Linked DNA regions of Mus musculus: region 2 is linked to region 1. The links are chromatin loops, found by intact Hi-C in ENCODE. Cell type or tissue: gastrocnemius. All regions are shown on one strand.

What was found. Peaks named below come from ENCODE experiments on the same cell type or tissue, not always from the same donor. Only the 100,000 strongest peaks of a DNase experiment are listed, where the experiment ranks them.
Region 2: it touches region 1 in a loop (2.6-fold over the local background); 7 of 42 quality-filtered maps call a loop at or near these places.

The regions. Positions count from the first base shown.
Region 1 is chr10:62,177,461-62,185,460 of GRCm38, forward strand. It overlaps Tspan15 (tetraspanin 15), which reads right to left. Exons shown (of 8, transcript NM_197996.2): 8 at 7,936-8,000. Among named protein-coding and RNA genes, the nearest start is that of Mir7662, 13 kb to the right of the region's middle. In gastrocnemius, no CTCF peak of the experiment used is centred here; DNase peaks (open chromatin) are centred at 4,355, 5,295 and 5,794.
Region 2 is chr10:61,874,646-61,882,645 of GRCm38, forward strand. Col13a1 (collagen, type XIII, alpha 1) reads right to left here. Exons shown (of 41, transcript NM_007731.3): 19 at 1,623-1,667; 20 at 93-125. Among named protein-coding and RNA genes, the nearest start is that of Gm40674, 34 kb to the left of the region's middle. In gastrocnemius, no CTCF peak of the experiment used is centred here; DNase peaks (open chromatin) are centred at 3,361 and 5,000.

The DNA.
Region 1 (8,000 bases):
ATGTAACTTGAGAGCCCCTAAAACAATATCAGAGCTGATGCTTGGACAATGTCTTAATTAGGGACTTGCTGCTGTAAATAGACACCATGACCATTGCAAATCTTATAAAGGACAATATTAATTGGGGCTGGCTTACAGGTTCAGAGGTTCAGTCCATTATCACCAAGGCAGGAGCATGGCAACATCTAGTTAGGCATGGTGCAGGCAGAGCTGAGAGTTCTACATCTTCATCTGAAGGCCACTTGCAGAATACTGGCTTCCAGAAGCAGCTGGGATGAGGGTCTTATAGCCCACACCCACAGTGACACACCTACTCCAACAGGGCCACACCTTCTAATAGTGCCACTCCCTGGGCTGAGCATACACAAACCATCACAGACAAGTAGCCACTTACTGAAAAGCCCAGACTCAGACCTGGACACATCTTACCCCACCTACCCACCCACTGTGGTTTTCCTTGGGAAGTATATGCTCCCACTCAAGTGACTCAGTTTCTTTACAACACTTCTCTTTCTCTTAACTACTCCAGCTTAAGCCTACATTAAAATATTGTTAATAAAACTTCCAATTCTGCGTCACTATACTGTAGGATAGTCTTGAAACCAAATCAGTGTGGCTCCAGGCAGGTCCCTAAAATGGGGGAAGACCTTGGGGTGCTGAGTGTGGAGTTGTGTCCCTTCACCCCAGGAGCTGCCTCAATTCTTCCAAGCCTGCTACAATAAGATGGCTGTCTTAGGTAGGGTTATCATTACTGTGATCAAAGCAACTTGGGGAGGAAAGGGTTATGGCTCACTTTTCCATAGCACTGTTCATCACTGAAGGAAGCTAATGCAGGAACCCAAACAGGGCAGGAACCTGGAGGCAGGAGCTGATGCAGAAGGCAATGGAGGGATGCTACTTACTTGCTTGCTCCCCATGACTTGCTCAGCCTGCTTTCTGATAGAACCCAGGACCACCAGCCCAGATATGTCACTGTCCACGGTGAGCTGAACTCTCCTATACCAATCATTAATCAAGGAAATGCCCCACTGGCTTGCCTATAGGTCAATCCGCTGGGGGCATTTTCTCAATTGAGGTTCCCTCTTTCAGGATGACTCTAGTTTGGAGAGACATTGTAAAGACAGGTTTGACCACAGCCCACGGTCCCTCTTCCACATGCTCCCATTTGATTCACCTTGTTTGCCTTGGGATTGGCTTTTGGGACAATGGGAGCTGTTGGGGTAATGTCTATTTATGTGGATGAAAACGATTCTCGGAAACGAAACGTCTATTAAATGAGCAAGGAAGAGGAGCCTAAAGCCAGAATCGGTTGTTAACGCCTAGATAGCCTTTATTTTTCCTTACGACATAGGCGGATAGAATTTGAAGCATGCATATTCATGGTGAGGCATCCCCAGAGAAGATAGACCGGAGAAGTCAGTCAGAGAAGGCTGTCGTCAGTAGAGTTTAACAATAGAGCCATTGTGGGTGACAAGACCCTCAGCTGGCAAAGTACTTGCCATGCAAGCTGGAGGGCCTGAGTTCAATCCCCAGAACCTACATAAAGATGGAAAGAGAGACTGGCTCTACCAAGTGTCCTGTGAGCGACTCATATGCCCCACAGTATGAAGGCCCCACACCCCACACCCCATACTTGCAATCATAAAGTTGTAGAAGCACCATAAAAATATTTACCAAAAGAACCAAGTATAACAAAATCGGAGAAAACTATTGAAAAAGTCTCATCTCTAGGTAGTCTGGATCAAAGCTCACTTAAACATCTTGTCTGTCTTGTCCTCCTGCCTCTGCCTGCTAAATGCTGGAATTATGAGCACATGCCACCATCCCTAGCTTATGCAGGGCTAGGGATCAATGCCAGAGCTTTGTGTGTCTGAGGCCAGCATTTTACCAACTGTGCCACATCCCAAGCTCTGTTTCCAAGTTTTAAATAAAATAAAAGACTTGGGGGCTGGATAAATGACTCAGCAGTTAGGAGCATATTCTGCTCTTCCAGCGGACCTGGACTTAGTCCCCAGCACCCATGCCAAGTAACTCATAGCTGCCCGTGACTCCAGCTCAGAGGATCTCAAGCCCTTTTCTGGTCTCTGCAGACAGTGCTGTACATGCACACAGATGCTCATAAAGGAGAACAAATCTTAAAGGAAGAAAGGGAGGAAGCAAGCAAGCAAAGCCATCTAGCTAAGGCTAAGGTTCCACTGGGTCCCATTTTCCTTCTCTCTCCCTCAGAGACTTACGAATTTTAAATATCTCCTTCTATTCCTTAGCATAATACCTTCCCTTCTTATAGCAATACTAGTAAGCACAATATATCATATTAGCAATTACACATAGAGGGTCCAGAGAGATGATGGCTCAGCAGTTAAGAGCACCAACTGGCTGCTCTTCCAGAGGTCCTGAGTTTAGTTCCCAGCACCGGCGTGGCTTGAAAATAAAAGTACTCCAAAGAGGCCAGGTATTGCAACACACATCACAGGAGGGAGGGAAAGAGAGAGGGAGAAGAAGGGAGGAAGAAGGGAGAGGAGGAAAAGGGAGGAGGGGGAGGAAGAGGAGAAATAAAATAAAAATTTTTTAGAGTCTACTTTGGCAACTTTTATTACAGCTAAGATTTCTTTAATCTGGAGTATCTGAGAGAGCAGGGAGCACCTGTCACAGGATGCTCTGTCCTCACCACATCCTCTCCCTTTGGATGCCAGGAATGTTTCTCCAGCTGCTCCGCTATATCTCAAATTAGATTTTCGAACATTTAGGTCTACTATTTTTTTTAATAGCCATTTGTATTTAAGTGTGCATGTGTGGGTGTACTGCATGCATATACGTGTGTGTGTGTGTGTGTGTGTGTGTGTGTGTGTGTGTGCAGGAAGAGCCAGAGAGTGCAGCAGATCCCCTGGAGCTGGAGTTACAGACAGTTGTGGGCTGACTGACATGGGCGCTGGGAACTGAACCCAGGTCCTCTGCAAGAGCAGGATATCTTATCCACTGAGCCATCTCCCTAACCACATCTAATTTTCATTGAAATACTATACTTTTTGTTGACTGTTGTCCCCTACCATGAATTGCCTTTCGTTGTGTGTGTGATGCACACATGCGCACACGTACACACTTGTGCACATGTACACCCATGTTGTATTCATACATGCATGTTTGCACATGCATGGATGTGTAAGTTTGTGCAAATGTGAGTGTGTATGTGTGTGTGTGTGCATAAAGGCCCCAGGTAAAACTAATCAGCTTATTGTGTGGATGCCTCATCTCTATCCCTGTATTCTGGGGTTACACACAGGCTGACTGCCACATCCACACAACGTTGTGTGTGTTTGGGAATCCAATCCTCACATCTGCATGACAAGCCTTTGTTCACAGAGTCATTTCCCCAGCCCATGACCTTCATTTAATAGAAGCAGTATTCTCTTGTTCCTTCGAAGGAGCCTGTTTCAAGTGAGGGGTTTTGTCACTATAACAAATGCATCAGAAAGAAGCTTAATGGAGGAAAGACTTGCTCACAGTTTCAGAGGGCTCAGGTCACCCTTGCTTGGCTCCACACACTTGGACAGACCACCATATTGATGGGACTATGCAACAAAGGACTGCACTTACTTCACGGCAGCCGCTCACTTCACAGCAGCCCAGAAACAGATGTGGGGGAGGGGCACCAGGCCAGGACAAGGGACAGTCTCCAAGGACATTTCTTCTGTTAGGCCTCATCTCCAAAAGTTTCCAGCCCTTTCCAAAACAGTACACTAGCCAGGAACCACAAAGCTTTAACTTCTCCTTTGTGAGAAATGTCTCATATTCAAATCCTGACAGCGTCTAAAATACAAATTATTCTAAATTGGACATTAATCTATTTAATGTCATAGATTCATCTGTCAAGTATTTACTGAGTATCTGGTGACACTCTGAAGCTGCCCTAATGACAAGATGCCATTGGAAGTGGGGGTTCTGAGGTCCCTGGTACTCAGCCCTGGCAAATATTCTCCACCTACTGATTCTTCTTTGGCTTGGGAGTTGTTTTCAAATCCTCCAGGAAAGAGGTGACTCCGGTCTGCCTTCTACTTTTAGAGCCCTCCTCCTTCCCCTCTTCCTTCTCCTCTTTCTCCTCTTTCTCCTCCTCTTCCTCCTCATCCTCCTGCCCCTCCTCCTCCTCCTCTTCTTCCTCCTCCTGCTCCACCCCTCCCCCAACCCCACTCTGGCTGCCAGAAGAGTCCAAATGACTCTGAAAGGCCCAGGACACCTGGCTCTGGAGCATCCATAACCAAGGCCAAGTCAGCACCCAGAGGGCACCTGAGGCCAGCGGGCAGAGCCCCAACCCTGGTTCAGTGTCTGCCTTCCTAGCTCTGCCTCCAACACAGCCTGTGTCCTCAGTGGATGCAGATCAGGCTTTTTCTAGTCACGTGATGTCTTTGGTTCCCTCTAGAGGTTGGGGCCCAGAATGTCTATTTTGGCTGATGGAGAGGACACAGGACCAGTGAGAGGACAGGCAGCTAGCTCAGTCACCAGCAGAGTGGCAGGTGGCATAGAAAGGCATCCAAATGTGTGCAGCGATTACATCTAGACACCTCAAATGCTTCTTTGGGAAAGGAGAAAGAGGCTCAGAGGGAGACAAAGATTGGGCAAGGCTACATTGTGTATCAAGCCTGGTCCTCTGCTGGTCAGAGGTGGGATACAGCTAGCCCACTGTATCCCAGAAGCCCCAGGGGCCATCCCTGTCTGCTCCAACCACTGCCCATCATCTTTTAGTCAGAGGTACTCAGTGACTGTATACCATGCTTCTGGAACAATCTAAGCTCTGTGGAGACAACAGTGCACGAGGGCACACACACACACACACACACACACACACACACACACACAGAGCAGATCAAAATCTTGCTTTAAGTGGTCTGGCAAGCAATGCAGTAGCAATGTGAGGCCAGTGATACTTGAGTGTGGATGCATGCGTACATGTATGTGTGTGTGTGTGTGTGTGTGTGTGTGTGTGTGTGTTGCATCCTGCCATCAGCAACAGTGGAGGGAGAGCAGGTACTGAGCACCCTCCTTCCATGTCTAGTCTCCTGGCAAGGTAAAGATGGCCACCCTCGTGTCGCAGGGTGAATACATACTCCCATGGTCTCATTCTGGCATAGAAGTCCTGCCCCTCTCCTTAGCTTCTTCCTCTCAGGCTCTTGTGAATGCCCAAAGGCCCAGACTTCCTCTAGTGATTACATAATGATGGAGGGACAAGGGCTGCACTGGCAGAGAGAAACTTCATTCATTCTTCATTCCTGGTGCCCTGCCAGGATGGGGCAAGGAGGAAGCACAGGACCATTATGGAGGCCTTCAAGGCCTGACTCTTGTGATTTCTCCTGATTATGTAACTTTGGTGAGCCACCTGGCCTCTCTAAGCCCCTCCGTCCCCGCTGACACATTGCCACACAATAACCAACCACAATAATCTCCTTTCCCTGGTCTATGCATCCACGAGGTCAACAATTTGTTTTGAAACAGGGTCTCATCTAGCCCAGGCTTGCTTCAAACTCAATATGTAGCCGAGGCTGGAGACTGGCTGTGAATTCCTGGGCCTCCTGCTTCCCATTTCCTATGTGCTGGGTTTACAGGCCTAGGACACTAGGTCTCAACAGTGATTTCATTAAGACTCCATTACAGTCCAGTAGCTGGAGTGTAATTTTTAACCTTCTTCACCTGTGGTCCGTCCTTTTGGGTGAGGAGGAGCACAGTTGCTGAGCTTTGGAGTGTGTGGAGACAGCGCCACCTAACGGCCATATGCTTCCGTTCCTGCTGTTTGCTTTTGTTTTCTGACTTGGGCTCTCAAGACTGCGACTCTGGCTCCCCCTAGGGGCTGGTGGGGACTGGCGCTCCATCCCTGAAGTTGTGGGTAAATTGTCATCCCTGCTAGGTAATACAGACGTGATCGTAGGGTAAACTACAGAAGGGTTCACGGCCTGGCCACACGAGAGCTGCTTCTAAAATTTCTCCCCAGAGGGAGACACAGGTAACGTCTACCCTCCCTTCTAAGGTCGCAAGGACAAACCAAGGCACAATTTCACCAGGGTTCATTCTGGGGAACCGGTCAGGTTTGGGGGCGTCCTTACAGAGCACAGGTAAAAGGTTACTTAAAGGAGCGTGGGTGCTCCTCCCGCAAAAGGCTGGAAAACCTTCACTCAAAAGGAATGGTGACTTACCCAGGGCTGCATAGATGGAGATCCAGTTCCCAGCCTACACTACTCCAGCCACCGGAGGCCAATTGCAATTAAGGCAGAGCGGCTCACCACAGGTGTTTGGGAGTGGCTGATGAGATTCTCCTGACCCTACTACCCCCAACCCCTCCATTAGGGGACACAGTTGGGATGACTGTTTTGTAAGAAGGCACAGAAAAACTTTCCCTGCATCATGGTTACTTGGCTGGGAAGATTGTCACAAGGCTCCTCCTCCTCCTCCTCCTCCTCCTCCTCCTCCTCCTCCTCCTCCTCCTCCTCCTCCTCCTCCTTCTCCACCTCCACCTCCTCCTTCTTTTTCGAGACAGGGTTTCTCTGTGTAGACCTGGCTGACCTGGAACTCACTTTGTAAACCAGGCTGGCTTTGAACTCAGAAATCCACCTGCCTCTGCCTCCCAAGTGTTGAGACTAAAGGCGTGTGTCACCACTGCCTGGCTTGGCTTTTCTTTCTTTCTTTCGTTGTTTCTTTCCTTCCTTCCTTCTTTCCTTTTTCTCGTCTTTTTCTTAAGAGGCAGGGCTCACTGTTAACCAGGCTGCTCCTAAACTCCTAGGCTTCAGCTCTCTTTTCACCTCACATTCGGTACCCAGGACAGCAGGCGTGTGCCACTCTGGCAACTTGGTTTTCTTTAAATGTATGTGCACTGCACATGTGCAGGTGCCCTCAGAGGCCAGAAGAATGTTGGATTCCCTGAAACTGGAGTTACAGACAGCTGTGAGCCACCGTGTGGGTATGGGAACTGAACCTGATTCCTCTGCGAGAGCAGTCAGTGTTCTACACCAAGGTTGAGAGAAAACATAGATTTGCAAATTATACATATATAGTAAGTGGCTTGTATCTAGAATATATAAAGAGTTCTCCAAACTCAGTAATATGAAAACTAAAAATACAGTTTATTAGTGTATGTGTGTGGATGTGTGTGTGGTGTGTGCAAGGGTGTGGTGTGTATGTGTGTGTGCATATGTATGTGTGTGGTGCGTGTGTATGTGTGTGGTGTGTATGTGTGTGTGGTGTGTATGCATACATGCACATGATATACATTTGTGGGTGTAGTTCAGAGGACAACTGGCAAAACCTGGCTCTCTCTTCCCATTTGTGTTGCCCTTAACTACAGAGCATTCTTGCCAGTCCAGGTATGTTTTTTGCATAGATATGCAAATGTTCATTGCAATAACAGAATAAAGTTGTCACTGAATACAGCAACGCATATCTTTGATCTCATGGACATCTTTGAAGTTTGAGGCCAGTCAAGGCTACAAGTCTCTCTTGTCTGTCTGTCTGTCTGTCTCTCAACAAAAAATGCTAAAAATGCCCATTGATTGGTAAATGCATAAACTAACTATGGTGTGTTCATACAATGGAACAGAATACAACTTGGCCACAGAAATGAATGGCTTTCAAAATAATTATGTTAAATGGTAGTAGCCAGAGCCTTAAAGAGATCTCGTGAGTCCTGTCTCATAAAGGCTTTAGAAAAGAGACTGATGAGCACGCAGAGACAGAAAGCAGCTGCGGGAGGGGGCTGCCTTGAGAGGCAGCAAGCAGTGCTGGGGAGAGTTAGGGTGAAGGACTGCAAAGATTAGGAGAAAAATCTTTAGGGCAATCATATGCTTATCATCTTAAATTGCATCCCTGATTTTGTGGGCTCTGTGTTCCCCTCACTGTAAATACCAGAGTCCCGTCTTAGTTACTTTTCTCATTGCTATGATAAAACACCAGACAGAAGCAATTTAAGAAAGGGTTTATTTTTGGTCCATGTTTTGACCTCACAATCCTCCTGCCTCCACCCC
Region 2 (8,000 bases), 300 kb before region 1:
AAACATCTGACCTCTCCTGGATCCAGCTACGATGCTGCTGAGCCCGAACCCCTGCTTTGTGGTATCTTGACACAGTGACAGGGTTTACCTACCTTCATCCCAGCCACGGCAATCCCAGGAACCCCCTGGTAGAGAAAATTTAAAAAGGCATGAAGGTCTCTGAGGTCAGAGTCAGCTGGCCGAGCCAGCCCAGCTCTGCCTGGCCTTAAGGTCCACTCACTTCTGCTGACTGATAGCTGGCACCTCCCCAGAGTATGGGAGAATGTGACATGCTGAGTGGCACTATTAGGAGGTGTGGCCTTATTGGAGGAGGTGTGTCCTTGTTAGAGGAAGTATGTCACTGTGGAGGCAGGGCTTTGAGATTTCACTCATATACACACATACAGGCACGTGTGCATGCACATGTCTAGCCAGTGTGATGATCAAGACCCTCTTCCTGTCTGCCTGTAGAAGACAGTCTCCTCCTGGCTGATTCAGATCAAGATGTAGAACTTTTAGCTCCTCCTCCAGTACCCTGTCTACCTGCATGCCACCATGCTTCCCGCCATGATGATAATGGACTGCACCCCTAAGCCAGTCCCAATTAAATGTTGAGAGCTGCCTTGGTCATGGTGTCTCTTCACAGCAATAAAACTCTAAGACAGTCCCTGAGGTCAAAGGATGGGGATTAGCAGGCAACACTGTAGGAAGGGGTTGGTTTCACCAAAGCGTAGTGCACCTCTGTGTATAGGAGGGGTTACGCCCACCAGGGCTCTCTAGACCTGCCCTCATGAACTGGGAGTAAACCCACCCCTTCTTTTCTTGTCTGTGGTATATGTGTGTATGCACACGAGTTGCACATGTGTACAAATGGAGAGGCCATTGGTCAAGGTCAGGTTCATCCTCCATTGCTTTCTACCTTAGTTCTTGAGTCAGGGGTCTTTCACTGATTCCAGGACTCACTGATTGTCCAGACTGGCTCTACAGCAAGCCCGTAGGAGCCTCCTGTTTTTAATTCCCAGTGCTGGGATTATAAGCATGCACCATCTCTCATGTATGTGGATACTGGGGATTCGAACTCAGGTTCTCACGCTTGCACTGTTGCACTGTAAGCTCTTTGCACCTCCTCCCTTTTTTTAAAGATGGGATCTCATGTAACACAGGCTGGCCTTGAACTGGATATCTATTCCAGGATGGCCTTGAACTCCTGATCCTTCTACCTCCACCTCCCAAGTGCTGGGATTACATGTGTGCACCCCCTATATCTGGTGTATGAAATTCATTTCCATCCCCCTTTCAGGACATCGACTTCAAGGTAAAAATGTTATTCAAAGCATCACTTAGAAAAGCCCTAGTGGGGACTCTTAGGGTTCTTGCATTTTCTTTGGGTTTGATGATCACACTAGAGCTGATAGCCGAGAAGGATTTTATGATCCAGAAAGATCCAGAAAGGCCAGGATACAATCATTGGGAGCCACATCTCACTACCCCACCCTCTCATGTCAGGAAGGACGGACAGATATGGGAAGGTAGGGGGTGGCTGAAGGAGGAAGTGTGAGCCCCATGTTCCTGTTAGGGACCCAAGAAGGAACTAAGATTCCCGGGGCTTGGGAGAGGACCAGGCACAGGGGAGGCATGGGTACCTTGGCTCCGTGCTTGCCTGGCATTCCTGGCATGCCCCGCTCTCCCTGGAAAATGAAACGAGAGAAACCATGAGAAAAGAACCAGACTCGTTATAGCCTGAGCTTGAGCATCAACCTGCTATGAGTTCTGAGGACTCTGCCATGGTAGCGGCGACGTGAGCCGCTCCCCTCAGTTCCATGACACCATCTTGCAGTAAGTCCTAGGTCATAGGTGTAGAACAGAAAGGAACAGAGACAAAGAGAGAGGGGGTGGGGTGGGTTAAAATAACAAGTACACACACACATGCGCACGCACGCATGCACATACCAGTGGAGTTAGAACCTAGTCAAGGAGATGGCTTTGTACTACATACACAGCTAAGGATGGCCTTGAACTAACCCTCCTACCTCCACTGTGCTGGGTTTTGAGTCGGGCTGTGGCAAGCAGCCATGTGGCTACCTACCTATTACTACAGACCTCTCTCTCCTCTCACCTGTTAGCCGCAGCAGGTCTGCTAACATGGCACCTAGTGGCTTGGGCCAGACATGAGCTGCTTCTCTCTACTTTTATCCAGGGGCCTGTTATTCCCAGGCTCCCTGGGCGGTGAGCTGTGCATTTTTCTTTCTGATCCTGCCTGGCCAGACACAGCAGCACACTGGCTTTTCTGGGATTTGTGGGCAGGGCTCTGCCTCTCGACTCTGTCCCTCTTAACTTTCAATGTCTTCCTTCTCCCATCATGATCCTAGATCTACAGGAGGAAGGGGCACCGGGAAGGTAGTCATACCATCGTCACAGGAGACAAACAGGGACAAAGAGAAAGTGAGTCAAGGCTAGATTCCAGTTGCCTTGCCGCATGCATCAAACCCCACATGGCACCCCAGTATAGAGATGCAGCTGTGTCCTGCCAGCCTGCAGTCATTTGCCTCAGCTGTGCTGAAGATGATGCTGTGGACGGTAAATCCAGAGCCCAGACTCACCGACTCCCTCCTGACCTGTATGCTCCGTCTGCCCAGACTCTTCCCTGCTATCTCAGAGGACCGCTCTGCCCTCCCTTCTCCAGACAAAGGCTGGAGCGACTCCCACCCTCTTCCTCCATGCTTGGCCCTCCCCACTGGAGTCTCCGTGTCTCGTCTCCCAGCACATTGGCGAGATAATGAGGCTCCCAACTTCAGTCTCTGCTGCCCATAGATAAAAGACTCAGGGATGCTGGGCTCTGAAGTCTGCCTCCATCCTAGGTCCTGGGTGCAGATAAACCACTGTGTTCTTAAACATGCCAGCTACTTCATGGCTCTCTGCTCTTCCTCAGTGCAAAGCCATAGTTATACCTCCATGAGCCGCTTTACTGTCCCCATGTCCCGGTGCTGGATCCCCCACCCAGCAGAGACCACTTTGTATCCTGAACCCCTAGTGATGGAACCCAGGCCTTCATGCATGCTAGGCAATTGTTTTACTCTTGAGTTAGACTTTTAATTCTGAGACAGGGTCTCACTAAGCCATGCAGGCTCACTCTGTAGCCCAGACAGGATCGTGATCCTCCTGCCTTAGCCACTTTGCACTCAGCATCTGTAGACACACTCACACCTGTCTCTGACAGACATTGCACGCTCACCCTCCTAGAGCCAAGTGCTTGAGTTCTACAGAAGGCCTCATCGTTATGTCCAGACACCAAATATATCCTCTTCCACCCTGGCCGGCTCAGGGTGTCTGAGGGGTCCAGCCAGCACAGGCAGGTCTGCTCTGTGGCCAGCAGAGGGCGCAGGAGGACCTACTCTGAACTTCGCCATCTTGGCCACAGTGGTGTTAAAAAAGTCCCCTCAGGGTCCTAGGTGGCACGCATCTCTAGAGGAGCAGGTCCCCTGATAACAGTCCCCTGGACTCCACAATGCTGACCCAGCTAGAAGTCCCTAGACAGGGTCCCCTGGTATGTGCAGGGATGCTGGAAGGAAGTTACCTTGGGAGGTCCTGGCTATTCAGAGGCTTCGGTTTGTCTCTCTTCCCTTCTGGTTTTTGTTGGTTCCTTAGCTTTCTGCAAGGTCTCTGAACTCCCTTCTATCTCCCCCGTGTGGAGCCGGGCTAGGTGTCAGGGTGACTGTTTTCCTCTCTGAGTCCGTGCTGCAGAGTGAGCTCAGCCTAGATCTATTCTGTACCCCCTGGTCCTCCCCCCGCCCCCTGCATGGTTCTCGGGAGGCAGACGAGCCAGAACTGGAGTGGAGATGCTCGGCCCATAGTTCCAGATAAAGGGCTCTCTTTGGGGAGTCTTAGCCTTAGGTGAAACACAGAAGCCTAGGAGGAGTCCTCCATAGGATGGCCGATCTCCCCTACTCCTGCCCCCATCCCCCTCGGTTGATCTTGGCCTCAGGGCCTCAGGGCTTGCTGCCCTCCTGGCCTTTTGCTGGGTAGGAAGCAGGGGCGCCTGGCTGACCCCACACCAAGGCTCTCTCCACTCTCATTAGCCTCACTACTCAGTTCCAGCCTAGGGGCTTGCCCTGCCTTGACCTCTGGATAGACCAGAGAGCACTGCTTTGTGGATGGAGGTGAGGTACCCTTCAGGACCCAAGACACTATCTCAGAAGTTGGAACAGGGGCTGGTGTGGCCATGAATGAAGGAAGGCAACACATGGAAGCTGTGGTGTGCCTCTGTGAGATCTAGGGCCTTCCCTTCTATTGCCCTCTCTAGGTTTTCAGTTCCAAAGGCGCAGGTGGACCTGTGCTCAGTTTGGCCTGATGGCTGGGTACCATGCTTTGCTTTGTGGCTTGGATCTCTCACCTATCCAAGCGTACCAGAGTGGCTCTGATCCCTGTCTGCCTCTGCCTTCCCAGTGGGGATACTAGAGGCTCAGGTGAGGGGAAGGGCTCTCCACAGCTCCTCTGGACCACCTTGTGGCTGGGCAAGTGGGTGCTCCAAGTATCCCAAAGGGTCATAGCCCCTCTGTCCAGCATATGAGGGCACAAGACGTGACTCCCAGGCAGTCAGACACCTTTGGGGAAGATACTGGCTCTTTAACACAAGTGACAAGAAACAATGAACAGAAACCTTCTGTGGTGGGGAGGGGGTGGGAGGAGGGGGGACACTGCTGTCACTGTGGCTCAGGAGACAAATGGGTGGAAGGGGCTGTACTAAATGAACTTGAAGGCCTGTCCCAGCTCCTAGAGCCCCTTCATGTGTCCCTACTCCCAATATCAACAGGTCCCGTGTCCTTTGAAGTTTCTTAGTGGGAGGACTCAGCCTTTCTAGAGATGACAGGATGGCACAAGCTTGGCCGGTAGGTGTGGCCTCCTAATTGGTGATTTACTGTTTGTTGAACAAGCTGCACAGGGACTTGGCAAGAGGTCTGTCTGGAAGGAGTAGGGGTGGGGCTTCCATGTCAGCTCCGCAGCCAAGTAAAGGGCCCCCGGCAGGCTGTGGAGATGAATGGGTTTCCCTGACTTGAGGCCAGGGCTCTACTACAAGGGGTCAGTGAAACACCATCTTTGTTCTCTGCAGGGGGTGGGAGATTGCCTGGCAGAGTGTCTGAGAGGGCTGGGAAGTTCTACTCTGGGTTGGGGGAGCTAGAGGGACAAGGATAGGAGACACAACATTTTGTCCCAGGCAAGAGCTCTTGGTCTGTCCTTCCTGGAAAAAGGAGAGTGAGTTCCTGCTTCCCTGCCCAGAAGCAAGGACCGGAACCCTGGAAATCCTAGGTCCTCCGGTAATTAGGGCTGGCAGGAAGTGATCCAGGGAATTCCTGGGTCCGGTGCCCCACTGAAGGCTTGGGGCTTTGGAAGGACGGCTGGCTTGTAATCGAAATTTGAGATCTGTTGATATGTACTCAGGCTCAAGGAAGAAGTCAGTTCTCATTAGTCTGTGGTCTCTGGAGGGCAGAGCAGAGCCCAGAGGTCACGGGGTGGGGGCTGGGGTCGGGCCAGTCCTTCCCCCCACCCCCCAGGCCACAGATCTGGGGCTCTTGTCTCCCTGGTCTTATCTGCATCCTTTTCAGGGGTCTGAATGTCCTCACTGGGACTTCCCAACATCGACAGAAAATCCTGAGTGCCTCCTGTTGCTTGGAAATGACACAGGGAAGTTGGGTCACTTGGACCCTCTGTGAGCCAGGGGGTCACAGGGATCTGTCAGGAGTAGCTAAGGTCCGAGATAGGCTGTTTTAGAAGCAAGCACCTGCTCAGCTATCGAGGGCCACTCCACTGGGCAAAGTATGCTCTCAATTCATCTAAATGAGTTACCTGTGCACCTACATTCTCTGACCTGCAAGGCTTTGGAGTCAGACAGAGCAGGTGTAACCACCTCCCAACTCTGGGCTAGGGGAGACAAACTTGAGATCCACACTTTGCTAGAAAAAAACAAAACACAAAAAACCTTTCTGAGGGGGACTTGACCAGAAGACAATACAATGCTAGGTTCAACCCCTGGCACCACATAACCTGGGTGTGGGGGTGCACCGCTCTAATCCCAGCACTTGGGAAGTCAGAAGGAGCAGCTGTTCAAAGCCATCCTCAACTACCAAACGTGTTTAAGGTAAGCCTGGGCTCAGAAAAGGGGGCGGGGCCTAAGGGGATGCCTGTGGAGTTGTCTGGTACCCTGTTCCGGCTTGTAGGAGGTTCATGGACTATGAGTCGTATACACAGCAGAAACTGGATCCTGGTTCGAGAGTACTTTTCCTGGGAGGGGGGCCTTCCAGCACGTGGGCAAAACTGTCAATCAAGGCAAGACCTTTGAGTGAACTCATCTTGCAAGTAGCCTAGCTGCCTGCACCTGCCCTTCAAGGGAGATGGGGGTCATTAAAGGAAACTGAACATCGTAAACAAAACAAAACAATGTTGCTCCTCATTCCACAAAACTCTGGCTCCTTCAGAATGTGTGTCATAGGTTGTGGTCCTCTACAAAAACAAAAAAACCTCTGCAGATACTAACTCTGGTGCACTAGGATTCTCCCTCCCATCAGGTTTGTCCACCCACAATGAACTGAAGGAGACCCAAAGTTGTGATTTGTGGTGTTTGAGACAATGTTTTGCATTGTACAGTATAGTTAAGGTAGATGTTCGCCATAAACCTGGGTTAAGCAGGTACCACACAGGTATATAAATACATGGAAAGTCTAGGCAGGAGGGTTGGTCCCTGGGCAGGTGTTCGGGATGCACAAAGGTGCTAACCACCCTGGGTTTTGAGCTCGAGGAGCCAATAGACAAGCCAGACGACTGGCTGGCCTGGCTAAGTGGACACTAGATCCAGCGAGTGGGGGTGATGGAGGGAGTGTCTCCTTCTCGGACTTCATAGGCTGAGAAATTAAACTCCACCTCGTGTGCCACGCCCGGGAGACAGAGCAAGAGAAGCTCATGTGGCAGGTCCACCTGCTACACTGAGGATGCCTGCCCCCTCCACCTTTTACTGTGACCACGATGGGGCGGCTACATAGCTGTCTCACCTCAGTGTGACCATCACTGGTCGTCCCCCCTTCCACCCGGGGTGGGTGGGAAACATGCACCCATGTCCATTCCTCCTCCAAATTAATACAGGTTGATGAGACCTCCCTCACCATCTGTGCAACTTTAGGTGAAGTGCTAATGGTCTCTCTGCCCTGGTTGCATTAAGGATGGAGTGAGACGGGTACCATTGCATGCTGGCTAAACTAAGACATGAAGCATGGCTGTGCTCGCTTGACTTTGGGTAAATGAGTGACAAGCGTCTGACGTCAGGACTGTGAAGGAAGCATGTGTCTGTCCCCTTTTGGGGGACCCCTCTGCTAGTGGGCTAGGGTGCACTGAGGGGTCGGTGATAGGACGAGGGGAAGAGGGGGAGAGGCATAGATGTGGGGTACTGAAGCTACCAGGGAGGTTGTTGGGAGGGGTGAAGGCCCTGAGAGGTAGAAGGGGAGGCTATGGCCTTGGCTATTAGAAACTATGAGAAGAGACTTCTGGAGAGGGGCAGAGAGGCGTGGCCTAGCAAAGAGAGGCGTAGCCTAGCAAAGAGAGGAGGGGTAAGGGGCTCAGCAGGAGGGATGGGCTGAGTGGGCTGCCCCTGAGTTCTATAGTAGAGGAGGCTCTGACTGTCCTAGATGTAGGATGAAAAGATGGGGCCTGAGGTGCCAAGGCACTACGGCTCACAAAGCTCTAAACGGCCTTCAGGGGATGCATGTGGTCATTCTGTGCCCAGGAAGCCATGGCTTCCCTGAGCAAGAAGGGATTGCAACCTCAACTCCTGTAGACCAGCCTAGGCCAGTAGCTCCAGGCCTCCGGCTCTCTCTCTCTCTCTGGCTCCTGGCCTTAGGAAGTCACTGATAGAGTTAGAACTGCTCTTTCAGGAGGGCCACATTGGAGTCCTGTTCTCCTGACAGGCAGAATACTCTGCTTGAGCCCACCTGCCTCCTCCTCCCTAGGGGCCGTTTTATCCTCAGTGGTCCTGCACT